2 separate regions of the Homo sapiens genome follow, and region 1 is linked to region 2. The links are chromatin loops, found by intact Hi-C in ENCODE. Cell type or tissue: MCF 10A. All regions are shown on one strand. Each heading gives the region's core, and the rest is flanking DNA. Links, peaks and the distances in the headings are about the cores only. Region 1 overlaps SYNE2 (spectrin repeat containing nuclear envelope protein 2). Region 2 overlaps SYNE2 (spectrin repeat containing nuclear envelope protein 2).

The links. Hi-C counts contacts between places; a loop is a spot of excess contacts. Peaks named below come from ENCODE experiments on the same cell type or tissue, not always from the same donor. Only the 100,000 strongest peaks of a DNase experiment are listed, where the experiment ranks them.
Region 1: a loop joins it to region 2, with 23 times the contacts of the local background. A loop is called at or near these places in 2 of 110 quality-filtered maps.

The regions. Positions count from the first base shown.
Region 1 is chr14:64,006,203-64,014,537 of GRCh38, forward strand. It overlaps SYNE2 (spectrin repeat containing nuclear envelope protein 2), which reads left to right. Exons shown (of 116, transcript NM_182914.3): 31 at 841-1,020; 32 at 3,764-3,914. Among named protein-coding and RNA genes, the nearest start is that of MIR548H1, 85 kb to the right of the region's middle. In MCF 10A, for the core only: CTCF peaks have their summits at 4,394 (motif pointing right) and 4,593; no DNase peak of the experiment used is centred there.
Region 2 is chr14:64,113,292-64,121,626 of GRCh38, forward strand. SYNE2 (spectrin repeat containing nuclear envelope protein 2) reads left to right here. Exons shown (of 116, transcript NM_182914.3): 66 at 50-280; 67 at 6,136-6,318; 68 at 7,636-7,770. Among named protein-coding and RNA genes, the nearest start is that of MIR548H1, 22 kb to the left of the region's middle. RefSeq lists a cis regulatory region at 1,819-2,114 and a silencer at 1,869-2,056. In MCF 10A, for the core only: no CTCF peak of the experiment used is centred there; DNase peaks (open chromatin) are centred at 280, 1,000, 4,580 and 4,970.

The sequences.
Region 1 (8,335 bases), core at 102-8,101, 110 kb before region 2:
TAATCCTTCCAGTATTACTTTATCCTTAAATAACTCCTTTTTGATAGGGAGAGCTTTTTGTACATAACGGAGAAATGAAAGATTTCCTTTGTCTTTTCCTTCCTCCTTGGCCGCCCCATCCCTCCTTAGGATCCTGCAGTTCTTGGTCATTCACCTTCTCCTCTTCTCCTATATCATGCTGTCTTCCCCCTACATAAGCACACGTATGCGCTTTGTCTCTCTCTCTTTTCTCTCGTGTGTATACACCTTTTACAAGTGTGTTCATCATAGACATATGTTAATGCTAATGTTTTTGTATATTTATTATATTTATTTAAAGCACCAAATTAATATTCTGGAAATGCAGCCAGGCACGGTAGCTCACACCTGTAATCCCAGCACTTTGGGAAGCTGAGCCAGGGAGATTGCTTGAGTCCAGGAGTTTGAGACAAGTCTGGGCAACATAGTGAGACCCCATCTCTACAAAAAAAGAAAAATTAGCCAGGCGTGGTGGTTCGCACGTGTGGTACCAGCTGTTCGGGAGACTGAGGTGGGAGGATCACTTGAGCCTGGGAGGTTGAGGCTGCAGTGAGCTGAGATTGCGCCACTGCACTCAGCGTAGGTGACAGAGTGAGACCCTGTTTCCAGCAAAACAAAATAAGACAAAACAAAACAAAACAAAAATCAGAAAAATTCTGGAAATGCAAAGAGCCTCCTGAACTCTGTAACAGGAATGTGTAATTTTGGCATTAACCACATGAGGACAAATTAAAGTTAGTGTGCCTCCCCAAGTTACCCATATTTGTGTTGAATCAATGGTTAACAGTTGGCTATCAAACTTTTTTCTCATTCATAATCAAGGAAAAAATCATTAATCAGACTGGATAAGGTTCTAGATGAATATGAAGAAGAGAAGAGACATTTACAAGAAATGGCTAATTCTCTTCCACACTTCAAAGATGGCAGAGAAAAAACCGTGAATCAACAGTGCCAAAATACAGTAGTCTTGTGGGAGAATACCAAAGCCTTGGTCACCGAATGGTAAGGAAAAAAAAGAATCCCTCTTGAATCTGAAAAATTGTCTGTAGCACAATTAACTTTTTCAAACTTCTGGGTTGAAAACACATCTCCGTGGACCCAAAGGAGGGACAAACATAAGGATTTCCTGCTGGAGTTCACAGGGCCAGTGTCTGGGACAAGACCTAGAATTGTAGATTATAGCCAGAATGCAGCAAAGAGGTTCTCCACGAAGCATAACACATACACAGTACAGTCCGTTTATGCTCATTACCATCCCAACTGGGGTGGTTTCCTATTGCTGTAAATCACCAAGCAAATCACCACGAACTTAGTGGCTTAAAAAGAACACGGATTTATTACCTTATGCTTCTGGAGGTCAGAAGTGGTAAAATAGGCTGCGTGAGGTGGCTCACACCTGTAATCCCAGCACTTTGTGAGGCTGAAGTGAGAGGATTGCTTGAGCCTATGTGTTTGAGACCAGCCTGGCCAACATGGTGAAACCCCATCTCTACAAAATATAAAAAAATTGGCCGGACACAGTTCTCATGCCTGTAATCCCAGCACTTTGGGAGGCTGGGGTGGCCGGATCACCTGAGGTCAGGAGTTCGAGACCAGCCTGGCCAACATGGCAAAACCCCATCTCTAAAAAACATAAAAAAAGTAACCTGCATGCTGGCATGTGCCTATAGTCCCAGCTACTCAGGAGGCTGAGGTGGGAACATCACTTGAGCCTGGGAGGTTGAGGTTTCAGTGAACCGAGATAGCACCACCGTACTTCAGAGTGAGACCCTGTCTCGAAAAAAAAAGAAAATCAAGCTGTGTTCCTTCTGGAGGCTCTAGGCAAGATTCATTTCCTTGCCTTTTCCAATTCTAGAGGCCTCCTGCTACATTCCTTTGCCTGTGTCACCCTCCTCCATTTTTAAAGTAGCAGCACAGGATCTTCAGATCTCTCTCTGCCCTCTGTTCTGTCATCATGTCTCCTTTGACACCTCTCCCTGCCTCCCTCTCAAGAGGACCCTTATGATTACACCAGGCCCACACGGGCAATCCTGGATAATCTCTGTAGTTTAAGATCCTTAGCTTAATCACCTCTGCAAAGTCCCTTTTGCCTTGTGAGGTAACATGTAAGGTAACATTCACAAGATCCAGGGATTAGGCCCAGGACATCTTTGGGAATTGGGAGCATTACTTTACCACACGCCCCTACCTGAATGGGAGATGTTGCCTGTCAATAACGGCTGCGTTTCCTGCAGAGTTGGGGCTAGTTGCAAAAATTTTTGAAACTGTGAAGACCATTACCTATCAGTCCCAGTTGGCAATTCTTATTTTTTAAAAATATTTGATATTATTTATTAATTTGCCAGACTGCTTTGGAGGGATTCAGTTTTTTATATATGATTGCTTGTGTGTCCAGTTGTCCATTCCATGGAATATCCTCTGTCCATCCCTCTTACTATCTACATGAGGGTGGGGAGTGGTGGAATGGGTTATCCCTACAGGCTGAACTGCCCAGGCTGAGGGTTCCAGCAGGGTTAGGCAGTGGGGGGTATTAGAGGGGAAGAAGAGAGGCCAGGGTGGTCTCACCATCCCGCTTTGTTTCCGCATGTGGTTCTGACACCACCTGACGGCACCATCCTGTGTGGCTTGGGGCATCTCCCCAGCTTTCTCCTAGAGGCTGAGTGGCATGACCTATTTGCGGGGGTTAATCCCTGTGTGCCTCGGCCTCCCTGGCAGTTTCCCCTGATTCTGCTCTCAGAATTCTGATTCTCTCTTCAGAATTCCATTTGGGTACACCTCCTGTTTCCTACCGGAACCTGAGTGTACAGGAGTCAAGATGAACCCTGTATGTGGTATTTGATCTAGTCTACCCTCTGATTTTACTGAGGAAAGAATTGAGATTCAAAGAGGCTAAAGTAACTTATCCAGAGTCTCAGACTAAGCAGTGCCCACATGTAGTAGAAACCAGGTGTCCTAACTGCCACATTGTCTCACTACCTTAACGTTTTAAAAAAGACTAAATCCAGAATGAATAGAATAGATATATAAAAGGCCAGGCACAGTGGCTCACACCTATATATAATCCCAGCACTTTGGGAGGCCAAGGCAGGTGGATCACCTGAGGTCAGGAGTTCACGACCAGCCCGGCCAACATGATGAAACCCCTTCTCTACTAAAAATACAAAAATTAGCCAGGCATGGTGGCACTTGCCTGTAATCCTAGCTACTTGGGAGGCTGAAGCAGGAGAATTGCTTGAATCCAGGAGGCGGACGTTGCAGTGAGCCAGGATCACACCACTGCACTCTAGCTTGGGTGACAGAGCTAGACTCTGTCTCAAAAAAAAAAAAAAAAAAAAAAAAGAGAATAGATATATAAACACCCTGTGACTTGCTGAATTAATATTGAAATAATCTGCCAGAGTTATGTTAAAGGGGCTCTGTTTTCTGAGATGTCTTTTGGTTAATGATGAAATTGAGATGCTGATTCCTTAGGGTGATGAATCTTGTGTTTCTTTCTAGACCTTACATCTGGTAACTTTTTAATGTTCACCTAGTGACAGTACTAATCTAGAGATTATGCCATCTATTTGCCAGATATATTGATGTGCCATCATTCTTAGGTTAAATTGGTAAAAAGTATTAAGAACCACATCAAGAGGAAAAGTCCTTTACACCTTATTCATCATTTATGTGGGATACTTGCAAAGAGAAAGAACGGTTTTGCTATTTTTGGACATTTAGCTATTGTATATTTTTCTATTCTTAGTCTTGAACAATGTGGGAGAGTTTTGGAGCTCTTAAAACAATATCAGAATTTTAAAAGCATCTTGACAACTTTGATTCAAAAAGAAGAGAGTGTCATCTCCCTGCAGGCTTCGTACATGGGAAAGGAGAACCTGAAGAAAAGGATAGCAGAGGTGAGTCCAGGTTCCATTAGAAAAAACTGCCCAGTGACCTCACTGACAGGCCTGGTAGTAAAGAGATATTATAGATTAAGTCTTTTTTGAAACTTCGTTTAAAAGAAGTTACTAGTGACCCTATTTTACCAGGTATCTAAAAATTTGTTGTATTCATCACCAGGGCTGGAAAAAAGAAACAGTCACCAAGTTGATGGTGGGTCACTTCTGTTTGGGTTTTGATGCTGGGGCTGTGTTTCTGCTCACCCCTGCTGCCACCTCTGTGAGGTTGTAACAGCCTTTGCACTGACTTTCTGTTTACAAGGAACCTGACCCTTCATTGCAGGCTTGACAGAAGGAAGACGGTGGGAAAATCCTCTCTGTTGTTAGTAGAGTGAGGAAAAATTAGCTTTTATTTACTGATTTTCTGTGAAGATGTGCAAGCTTATTACCACTTTGCTCCATCTATGTTTATATTCTAAGAAGAGTAATATTTTTGGACACTAGGTGTCATTATTTTCTATGGTTTTATGTGGTTATCAACCAGAGTGGCAGAAGAATGGAATAGTTAGAAAAGAATATACTATACTGCACTATATGACTCTACACCAGAAAGTTTCTTTCTTCCCTCCCCTCCCCTCTCTGTGATTCTCCTGCCTCAGCCTTTCAAGTAGCTGGGAATACAGGTGCGCAACAACACGCCCAGCTAATTTTTGTATTTTTAGTAGAGACAGGGTTTCGCCGTGTTGGCCAGGCTGGTCTCAAACTCCTAACCTGAGGTGATCTGCCTGCCTCTGCTTCCCAAATTGCTGGGTTTATAGGCATGAGTCACCACGCCTGGCCTTTTTCTATTGATTTTACGAGTACTAAGCTAAAGTGCTGTCAGGGTGTTAAAAGTATGTGAAATGTAGTTTGCTTGATATACTTGGAGGTTGGAAAGCAATTTTATTAAACTTTCCAGTTGTCAAGAGCAGCATCAGTGAAAGCTTAAATAGGACAATTTAGTCCTTATCTAGAACTATTAACCCTGAAGCTCAAATGACACCCAGAGTGTCAGGAATGGCCCTTGTCTGGGACCCACTTTCTCAGACTTAGTTTCTTAGAGCTGGCCAGTCGGAAGCAGCCCTGTTTAGATACCAGCTGTACAGTATGTGACTGTGTAGCTGATTTCTTGTCAGACTTAATCAAAGTTGTCAAGACCATGAGCAGATAGTCACAGTTGCTTAGATGTAACCTGTCTGGTTCCCTCTGGTGGAGGCAGCTTTTGGATTTGGCTCATCTTGGGATCTAGAAGGGTCCTGTCCTCTTTCAGTAGATTTAAAGAGCTCTGGTTTCCTAGGTTCTTAGAGAATCCAGCATGTTCAGCCTTACCAGATCCTCTCGGGCTTGTGTCCCAGTTCGCATAGCCACCCTTCTGCCGTGTCCCCGATAGCAGTCTCCTACCTTGTACTCTTGTTTTAGGATCAAAGTCTCTGCCTTATTCAACAGACCTTGAGACCCTTCCTTGTATGCTGCCCAGATATCTAGTCCCTCTTGACTTGCAGCTTTTCTTGTTCATGCAAATCCTCCTCACTTCTGGCACCTTTCCTTAGCCCTGTTTTGATAAGTGTCAGTTATGATGCCCCATGCTGCGTGTGGCCTGTCTGCTGCTCTTCCCACTACCCCATAACTGTATAACCTTATAACTATAAACTATACTTTCTAGATAAGTTACTTATCTGACTAATAAACTTCTTCTTGTCACCTCCAGGGAGCTGACTCCATTCCTGGGTGAGTCTCCCTAATCGGAATCTAGGCCCAGGTCTTGGTCTTTCTGCCATCGTTAGCTCCTCTGTGGCTATCATAACTGGACCTCACCTCTGTCCTCAGCTGTATTTGGCAGCCCCAAGTCCAGAGCCTCCCCAGAAAGTCAATCTCTGTGGGTATGGAGGGATTCCATTCAATCGGGTGGAGGAGGGCCTGAGAGTCTAAATATGTTTCTCTTAAAAAATGTCATCCAGTCTTTCTGTTTGTGGCTGTGTTTCTGCCTTAATGATTACCTTGAAGTCATTTCTAGCCTTTTGAGTTTCTATGGCACAAATGGCCTTGCTTCTTATTGGCTTCTCTGCACCCTCCCCGCTACCTCGTCTCCTCCTAGACCAAGGTTTCAGCTTTAGTTTTGGTGAGTCAGTTACCACTCATTTTTCAGCTTTCCAGCTTCCCAACTTCTCACCTTCTACCTGAGAGTATTCTTATCCTCTATTCTCTGTGTGCTTGTTGGTTTGTACCATTTTAAATTCTTTTCTGTTATTAAAGTAGCATGTGGGGAGAAAACAGAGACAAACATATATATTTAATCCACCATGTTAAACTTGTTATTTAACTGTTTCAATCACTGCGTAAAACTGCCTGCCCTGAAGACATATTTGAAGTGTGTATATAGTAGAAATAAAAATTAATTAAAACTCTGCTTTGTCTGTACTCCTTACTCAACTGCAAAAGGTATTTTTAAAATTAATAAAATAATTATAACTACCTTTAAGAAGCAACAGTCCCAGCTTTCCTTATTTTATTAAAATGAGAATTGTACCTCTAGTATATGGGTACTTCATATGTTTCTTGAAATAATCTATTATTTTGTATGAAAGATATAGAAGTTTTAATACACTATTGTTTAATTCTTTGGTCAGGTTTTTAAAAAACTGTCTAAAAAAGCAGATTTTAGTACTAATTGTTAACATAACTTTCAGTTAATTTTGTGATGACATAGGTACTATCTTCACAAACAGTCCATTTCTGTAGCATGGATCTTTATCCTGCTTTGCAGCAGTGCCTGGAATATGATACCACTGAGAACTTTTGTCCTTCAAAACTGTAGTAACCTGGATGTTTATCTAGGATATGGTGACAAAGTTCTACTCTCTTTAATGAAAGACAGAAGTGCAAAAAGTTAGACTAGAAGGCTGGAATGTCAGGAGACTATTAAAGTTTGGAAATATCAAAGTGGGCCTAGTTCCCTTTATTTTACTCCTTCCATTCGCTGTAAAACAAAACCCATAGTTCTGCCAATGCTAAAAGTATACTCTCTTTTCTCATCATCCGGTGGAAGCTTGTGCTAGTTTAACAAGAAAGTTCTTTGCAGGCAAAAAAATTTAGTTTGTTCAAATAAATGAAGTATATCAATTAAATGAAAATTTTTAAATTTAATTGAACAAACATTTTTGCTTAAAAATTTTTTTCCTCATTAAATTTTTTTTTTTTTTTTGTATATTTAGGGAGTTACAAGTGCAAATTTCTTATATGCGTATATTGTGTAATGGTGGAGTCTGGGCTTTTAGTGGAACCTATCACCCAAATAGTGGACATTGTACCCAATAGGTAAATTTTCAGCCCTCACCCCACTCCCACTGTCTCACCTTTTATAGTCCCCAAGGCCTATTATTCCACTCCATGCGTCCGTGTGCCCCCATTGTTTAGCTCCCACTTATAAGTGAGACCATGCGGCATTTGACTTTCTGAGTTATTTCTCTTAGGATAATGGCTTCTAGTTCCACCTGTGTGGACAAACATTTATTGTGTTCCAGTGCAGAGTTCTGAACCAGGAGAACGAAGACCTGGGTTTTGATCTCAGCTCTGCCGATGTATCAGTCAGCATCTAGTTAGAAGACAAACCTCCCCAGTTATTGATTTTTCATTTTAAATATTTTATTTAATATTAATGTTTAAATTAGCCTTTATTTTGAGATAATGGTAAACTCACATATAAAAATAATACAAACAAATCCCAGGTATCCTGTATTGAGTTTCCCCAATGGTAAAACTATAGAATATTGCAATCAGGATGTTGACATCAATGCAGTCAAGATAAAGAACATTTTTGTCACCACAAGGATTCTTGTTATTGCCATTTTCTAGCCCCATCCACTTCCCTCCTCCTCCCACCCCTTCTAATCCCAGACAGCCACTAATATAGTCTCTATTTCTATAATTTTATTATTTTAAAAATGTTAAAAAATATTTTAAAAATTTTATAAATGAAATTATATAGTATGTAACTTTTTGGGATTGGCTATTTTCACATAGCATTATTCTGTGGAGATTCATTCAGGTTCTTCCATATATTGATAGTTTGTTCCTCTTTGTTGCTGAGCAGTATTCCATGGTATAAATGTGTCACAGTTTAACTATTCACCCACTGAAGGACATCTGGGTTCTTTCCAATTTTGGACTATTATGAATAAAGCTGCTGTAAACATTTGTAAAGGAGTCTTTGGTGAATATAAGTTTTTATTTCTCAGGGATGTGTCCAGGAGTGTGCTTGCTGGGTCATATGTTAATTGCATGGGTTTTTTTTGTTTGTTTGTTTGTTTTTGATGGAGTCTTGCTCTGTTGCCCAGGTTGGAGTGCCATGGCACGATCTCGGCTCACTGCAGCCTCCACCTCCTGGATTCAAGCAATTCTCC
Region 2 (8,335 bases), core at 121-8,120:
CAAGTCTGAAAACTTTGGACTCCCTGGCTTATCTTTGGATTTCTCTTAGGGCACCACACCTCCTATTGAGGCTGACACTCTGGACTCTTCTGACGCGCAAGGAGGTTTGGAGCCCAGGGTGGAGAAAACTAGGCCGGAGCCCACAGAAGTCCTGCATGCCTGCAAGACCCAGGTGGCCGAGCTGGAGCTGTGGCTGCAACAAGCCAACGTGGCAGTTGAGCCGGAAACATTAAACGCAGACATGCAGCAGGTGCTGGAACAGCAGCTGGTAGGGTGCCAGGTAAGACTGAGAAGTCAGAGTTCATGGTTTGCCTCTCCACCAATCATCTGCCAAGATTGGGTGAATTTCTCTTAAAGCAACACTGTTTTTCTTTCTGTTACTCTGACCCTTACATTTATCTTGGCCTCAGCTTTTAGTTCTCAGGGTAATTCTTTGAAATGCTTTATGGAACTATCTTATTTGAGGGGACAGTAGTGTTCAGAATCTAGGAGTCTAAATCCAGCTCTGTCACATTAGCTGTGAACTTCGGGAAGTGAACTTCTCAGCCTCATTTTCCTTATATAGTAGGTTATCTTATAGGATTTTTGTCAGGATTAAATAAGGTATTTAAAGTAGTGTCGCAGGATTTAAATAAGGTATTTAAAGCAGTGTCATAGGATATAAAGTTATCTCATAGGATTTTTGTCAGGATTAAATAGGTATATAAAGTATATAACAAGTGCTCAGTAAATGCTATTATTTTATTCAATTTTAGTAAGTAATTAGAATATTCATTCATCATAAATGAAACCAAAAGTATTAATTTGCAAAATTGAAGATACAGCATAAAAGGGCTTTGCAACCATTTTACTAGGAATGCCCTGGGTTTTGCTTGGGAGGGGCAGGGATATAAACTTCCTTGCCGCTAGTCGCTCTGAGTAAAGCTTGCCGGCTCAGCCCGAAGGTTGGGGTTTCTAATCCCTCCAGGGAGAGGCTAGAATGATGACATTGCAACAGCATAATCGAGTGTCACAAGAGCAGGGGCACGCGAGCTGCTTGCAAAGGCCTCTCTCCCAGCTGCACTTAGGAGACCAGACTTGTCTTTATCATATGGGCTTGTCTGCCAGGATGAAGACATCCTCTTGTCTCAGAGTTCGCATATCACTAGCCCTGCCACAGGGAGCGTTTCCTGCTGTAGCCTGTTATGTTGTTGTGGGAAGCCTGCCTTTGATCCACAGTTGTGCATTCTCCCCTTCTATGTAAGCCCATAGTCTTAACAACATCCAGGAACCAGACAGACAGGCCAGCCTCCTTTTCTGTGCATCTCGGCACCTCTGATCTCAAAAGTCAGTTCTTTTTTTTTTTTTTCGGGGTCTCACCCTGTCACCCAAGCTGGAGTGCAGTGGAGCAATCATAGCTCATTGCAGCCTCGACTTCCTGGGCTCAGGTGATCCTCCCACCTCAGCTTCCTGGGTAGCTGGGACTACAGCCCTGCACCACCACACCCGGCTACTTTTTGTATTTTTTTGTAGAGATGAGAGGTCTCACTATATTGCCCAGGCTGGTCTCGAACTCCTGGGCTCAAGCGATCCACCCAAGTCAGCCTCCCAAAGTGCTGGATTACAGGCGTGAGCTATCATGCCCAGCCCAAAAGTCAGTTCTAAAGGGATAGGTTCACTCAGATACTGGCACTGCCGCTTGGCCTGGCTGATGAGGCCCAGGGGAGCCTGTGAATGCCATAGAGCGTCATACAGCACAGAGCAATGCTATGCTAAACTCAACTCGAGGCAGTCCAGATTTTGAGTCCCACCCACTTAAGGCCATTCAGGATTGATTTGCCAACTGATTATCTACTGACTGGGTAGACCCTATGCCAACTCGTTGATTATCACCAGAATCCCATCTTCATTGCCACTTGTAGTGAGTTCAAGGATTTCCAGGCTGCTCAAGGAAAAGACATGACTACCAGGTGGCAGTTGCACCCAACAAGCTTTATTTGGGCAGCATTTTGGCAAGATTATGATCGTGAGAGACAGGGAAGCTCTTTACTGCAGGAGACCTTCCAGAGGCTAAGGCATAGACTGGGGGTCAGGCCACCACCCAGAGGGGGAGGAAGGCAAGGGAACTCCCAGGGGAGAGGAGAAACGGAGAGGGAACTTATGTGTCTAGCGATGTCTCAGCACAGTGGAGGGTCTCTGGGTCAGAGAGCGCCGAAGGGCAGCAGAGGCTTGGGATTTTTTTATAGCCCAGGGTTAGTCTTATCCGTGGCTGGCAGATGTTGGGTGCAGTTTTCAGGGGTATGCAAAGCAGACAGGCTCTAAATGGATTAAAATATGCTTATTTGGGCTGCATTTAAAGCCGTCAAATGTGTAAAAATTTGAGTCTGGTGCTGGCACTTTTTGAACTTACTGCTTCTGACCTGCTTTGAAGAAAAACCACATGGGGCCAACATACAAAGGCATCTTTGGCTCATTTATATAACATAACACAATAAAGTTATTATTGAAACATATAAAAACCTTAAAGTGGTCTGTAAAAACACAAAATTCCAGTGGAAAAATGGCCAAAGGACAGGAGCAAACAGTTCAGTGAAGATTATGGACCAGGAGTGGTGGCTCACGCCTGTAATCCCAGCACTTTGGGAGGCCAAGGCGGGTGGATTGCTTGAGGCCAGGAGTTTGAGACCAGCCTGGGCAACATAGTTACACCTTGTCTCTACAAAATAATTTAAAAAAAAATTAAAAAATAAACTAGCTGGGCATGGTGGTGTGTATCTGTAGTCCCAGCTACCTGGGAGGCTGAGGCACTAATATCTCTTAAGCCCAAGAATTCAAGGCTGCAGTGAGCTATGATTGCACCACTGCATTCCAGCCTGGGCAAGAGAGTAAGACACTGTCAAAAAAAAGAAAGAGAAAGGAAAGAAGGGAGGGAGGGAGGGAGGGAGGATTATGCTTAGTAATGTAATATTTGAGAATTGTTTAATTTTGATTATTAAAGACATAAATTAAAACAGCTGTCACATTACATTAAAAAAATATCATTCTGGAAAAATAGATACTCTAATGTCTGGTAGTTCTATCTAATTGGCTCAATGTTTTGGGAGGTCAGTTGTCAACATATAAGCTGTTCATCTTCTTTGAGTTAAAAGTACCATTACTTTTTTTTTGAGGTGAAGTCTCGCTCTCACCCAGGCTGGAGTGCAGTGGCACAGTCTCGGCACACTGCAACTTCTGCCTCCTGGGTTCAAGTGATTCTCCTGCCTCAGCCTCCCAAGTAGCTGGGATTACAGGCATGCACCACAGCATCTGGCTAATTTTTGTATTTTTAGTAGAAACGGTTTCCCCATGTTGGCCAGGGTGATCTCGAACTCCTGACCTCAGGTGATCCACCTGCCTTGGCCTCCCAAAGTGCCGAGATTACAGGCATGAGCCACCGTGCCCGGCCAGTACCATTACTTTTAATTTACCTTCTGAAAATAATCCCAAATGAGAAAAATAATTATAGAAGCATTGATTACAAAAGTGAAGAACTAGAAACAAAGGGGTAACAAGAGGGAAATTGGTAAGTGAATCATGGGATATCAACTTGTAGCTGTTAAAATGAAAATCATGAAACGTGTGGAGACAGATGAAAAAGTATGTAATAGTTAAGTGGGAAAAACAGAGCATAAAATTATGCTACATTTTGTTTATAGCCACTGTACAGTCTATGGGTACATATTGTTTAAACTTAGAAGAATCTATAGAGGACATAAGTAGAGTAGTCCCACCTTTGTCTGTGGGGGTTGTGTTACAAGACCCCCAATGGATGCCTGAAACCGTGGATAGTACCAAACTCTGTGTGTATTATGTTTTTTCGATCTGACAACTGAGATGGCTACAGAGTGAGTATCCCTTATCCCCAAATGCTTGGAACTAGAAGTATTTTGCATTTGGTTTTTTGGGAGGGATTTTGGAATATTTGCAAATACATAATGAGATATCTTAGAGAGAGGACCCAAGTCTAAACACTAAATTAATTAATTAATTTCTTTATTTATATTAGAGTTAACAGGGTCTTGCTCTGTTACCCAGGCTGGAGTGCAGTAGCATGATCATGGCTCACTGCAGCCTTGACCTGACGGGCTCAGGCAATCCTCCTGCCCCAGTCTCCGGAATAGCTGGGACTACAGGCGTACACCACCATGCCTGGCTAATTTTATTTTTTGTAGACTCAGGGTCTCACTGTGTTGCCCAGGCTGGTCTCAAACTCCTGGCCTCAAGTGAGCCTCCTGCCTCAGCCTCCCGAAGTGCTGGGATTACAGGTATGAGCCACCATGCTAGGCCTCAATTTATGTTTTATCTATACCTCATATACATATCCTGAAGGTTATTTTATATAATAACTTTAATAATTTTATACATGAAACAGAGTTCAACTGTGACCCATCACATGAGGTTGGGTGTGGAATTTTCCACTTCTGGCATGGTGCATAAAAAGTTTCAGGTTTTGGAGCATTTTGGGATTTTGGATTTTCAGATTAGGTATACTCAACCTCTACTAAGTAACTAATGAGCCGAGTGCTGGAGTATGAATATGCTGGACAAAGGGATGATTCACATCCTGGGCGGGATGGAGCAGGATGGTGTGCAATTTTATCACGCTACTCAGGTGGTGCAAAATTTAAAATGTATGAATTATTTATTTCTGGAATTTTCCATTTAATATTTTTGAGCCCTGATTGACTGCAGGTAACTGAAACCACAGAAAGTAAAAGCATAGATAAAGGGGCCTGTTACAGCTTGCTTGGATGAAGGAGTTATAGGATAAATTATTTGCAATTTTGTTTTAAGAATAGAGTTCGTCCTTAAGGAAAATTTTTAATTCCTTAAATTCGCTCAATGAATGGAACTTGTTCTTAGTCACGCACCGAGTTTTAGTACAAATGATCATGGTGCTGGAATGTGAGTTTGTCTGTTGCTGCTGACGTGAGTGCCCAGCCAGCTGGCATGACCGAGCAGGCTGCTGAGCCCCAGGAGAGGGCAAACTTGATCTGTTGAGCAGGAATACAATGACCGAGACTTACTGGGAAACTTACTTCATCCAGCTGATATATTTTTAGATTTGTGTGAATTGGCCGGTTGTATCAATAACTAAATATTTCAGGTTCCAAATTATTTCTTCTATGGTGTTGTGAGAGTTTGGAGGCTTATTTGTCTTGAGAAAGAGAAGGAAAAGAGCAAGGGAAATAATTTTCAAACAGTTACGTGGAATTCTTTTTTAAATTCCTACTCCACACTTGGATTGCAACATAAAAGATTAGGAAGGTAGGCGAGGCATGGTGGTTCATGCCTGTAATCCCAGCACTTTGGGAGGCCTAGGTGGGCAGATCACGAGGTCAGGAGTTTGAGACCAGCCTGGCCAAAATGGCGAAACGCCATCTCTACTAAAAATACAAAAATTAGCTGGGCGTGGTGGCGCACTCTTGTAATCCCAGCTACTCGGGAGGCTGAGGCAGGAGAATTACTTGAACCTGGGAGGTGGAGGTTGCAGTGAGCCGAGATCACACCACTGCACTCTATCCTGGGCAACAGAGTGAGACTCCGTCTCAGAAAAAAAAAAAAAAAAAGATTAGGAAGGTAGGGGGAAAATAAGAATATCTGCACTTTTTAAGCACAGATGTATCAAGCACTGGCCAAAGTACATGGATTTAATTCATTCACTCCTGATAATGACCTTAGGAGGTGAGTTCGGTTATTATCTTCATTTTACAGACTACTAGAGGCACACTCCTCTAAAGTAAGGTGCCTGTGTTTACACATCTACTAAGTGGTAGGACTGGGATCTGAAACCAGATAGTCTAGTTCCAAGATCTGTGTTCTTAACCACTATCCTCTGCTGGATACATTCTGCTATGTTTTGTAAGGCGACTATAGAGTCATTTACTTAAATTATTTTACAGAGTGACATGTGTAATTGGGATTGGTTTGGTTGCATCCCTACTGAAAAGTACAAGAATTCTGTGGAAGTTTTTGTTTTTCCAGGGTTTCTTCCATCCTGTGTTTCTGGGACTTCTTGTATACACTTAAGTAAAAAGAGTAAGTCTTAACTTGTTTGCAGGCACAATACTTCTTCAAGAACAACATTATGAATAATTAAATGCTTTTATTTCCTAGGCTATGCTAACAGAGATTGAGCACAAGGTTGCCTTTCTGTTAGAGACTTGCAAAGATCAGGGCCTGGGAGATAATGGAGCCACTCAACATGAGGCTGAAGCGCTTTCCCTGAAACTGAAAACAGTGAAGTGCAATTTAGAAAAAGTCCAGATGATGCTTCAGGAGAAGCACAGTGAAGATCAGGTAAAAAATGACTATCTATGGACATTCATCTTGATACACATATGTGGCAGACCTGCCAGAAGAGAACTCTGGTTGGAAGTGATGAACCAGCTACAGAGAAACTGTACTAAGTGTGAAAGAATTTCACACATTAACACCATAGATGAGTACACTGGCTTGTTATTTTTATTTCATTCTACTTTGCAGTTTTCCTGTCTAGGTTGTTGTTGGTGATGGCGGTGGTTTGGTTTGTGTTGGTTTAATGTAGCTGAGTGTTCTTGTTGGCAGTGAGGTCTAGTGTAAGGCTTCTTCGTAAAAGAAGGATGTATTATAAAGGAATTTTGTGACTCTAATTGACTGGAAAACAAAGCTTTCATAGATGTGACTAAAATTTGACATCAGAAACATAAACCTGTTTCCAGGATACTTTGTTATTCATTTGCAAGTATTTATATATATAATCAAAGTATCATATAAAGTGTTCTCATGATTTTTAAAAGCACTCTGTGTTTATAAATGCAAATGTGCATCTTATGAGTAGATCTTACTATAAAAGATTTGCATGTGCTTATGAGTGGTTCCTACTTAGAGATTTATGTTCACAGAAATAAGACTGGCTGCAGATACATAGGCCATATGGTTCCCCTTTCATCCTAATATGTTCTCTCTTTTTAAAAAAAATGTATTTTAGCCATAGGGGAAATTTGAATTTATAATACTGTTTCTCTTTTTGGTACTTTTTTATTTGGTATTTGTTTTTAAGAAAAAAGGCAATACATTTTCTTGCTTTTAGTAATTCATTGGATGAATTAGCTTGAAGAAGTAAGATGATCACTTCACCAAATGTAGTAGTTTTTGAAGTTGTTATGAAATAGGTACATTAAATCATAGTAGGCTGGGTGTGGTGGCTCACGCCTGTAATCCCAGCCCTTTGGGAGGCTGAGGCAGGCAGATCACCTGAGGTCAGGAGTTTGAGACCAGTCTGGCCAACATGGTGAAACCCCGTCTCCACTAAAAATACAAAAATTAGCTGGGTGTGGTGGGCACAACTGCAATCACAGCTACTTGGGGGGCTGAGGCAGGAGAATCCCTTGAACCCAAGAGGTGGAGGTTGCAGTGAGCCAAGATCATGCCCTTGCACTCCAGCCTGGGCAACAAGTGCGAAACTCCATCTCAAAAAACAAAAACAAAAAATTATAGTATATAATTATAGCAAATAACAAAATACCATCATTTATTTCATGTAAAATTTTTCTATGTAGTCCCATTATTAGAATTGAGATAAAGTGGAGTTTATTTTTAAAAATAAATAGCCTGCCATTATGAAATGTTTTGCAGCATCCTACCATTCTAAAGAAATCCTCAGAGCCAGAGCATCAAGAAGCTCTCCAACCAGTTAACCTTTCTGAATTGGAATCCATTGTAACTGAAAGGCCACAATTCAGCAGACAAAAAGATTTCCAGCAGCAACAGGTAATTCTAGCCCCCAACAGTTGTAGGGACTAGAATATAACTTTTTAACCAGGCAAGGTGGTGCAAACCTACAGTCCTAGCTACTTGGGAGGCTGAGGTGGGAGGATCACCTGTGGCCAGGTGTTCGAGGCCAGCCTGGGCAACATAGCGAGACCCTGTTTCAAAAACCAAAAAAAAGGCCAGGCACAGTAGCTCATGCCTGTAATCCCAGCACTTTGGGAGGCTGAGGCAGGCAGATCATTTGAGGTCAGGAGTTCGAAACCAGCCTGGACAACATGGTGAAACCCTAGCTCTACTAAAAATACAAAAAAATGAGCCAGGCATGGTGGTGCAAGCCTGTAATCCCAGCTACTCAGGAGGCTGAGGCACAAGAATCACTTGAATCCAGGAGGCAGAGGTTGCAGCGAGCTAAGATCACACCACTCTACTCTAACCTGGGGTGATAGCGTGAGACCATGTCTCCAAAAACAAAAACAAACAAACAAAAAAAAGCTTTCTATATGGAATTTCTGCAAAGTGTGGCATGTGGGTGTTTGTGTGTGTGCAGAAACTCTGAGAGTTTTCA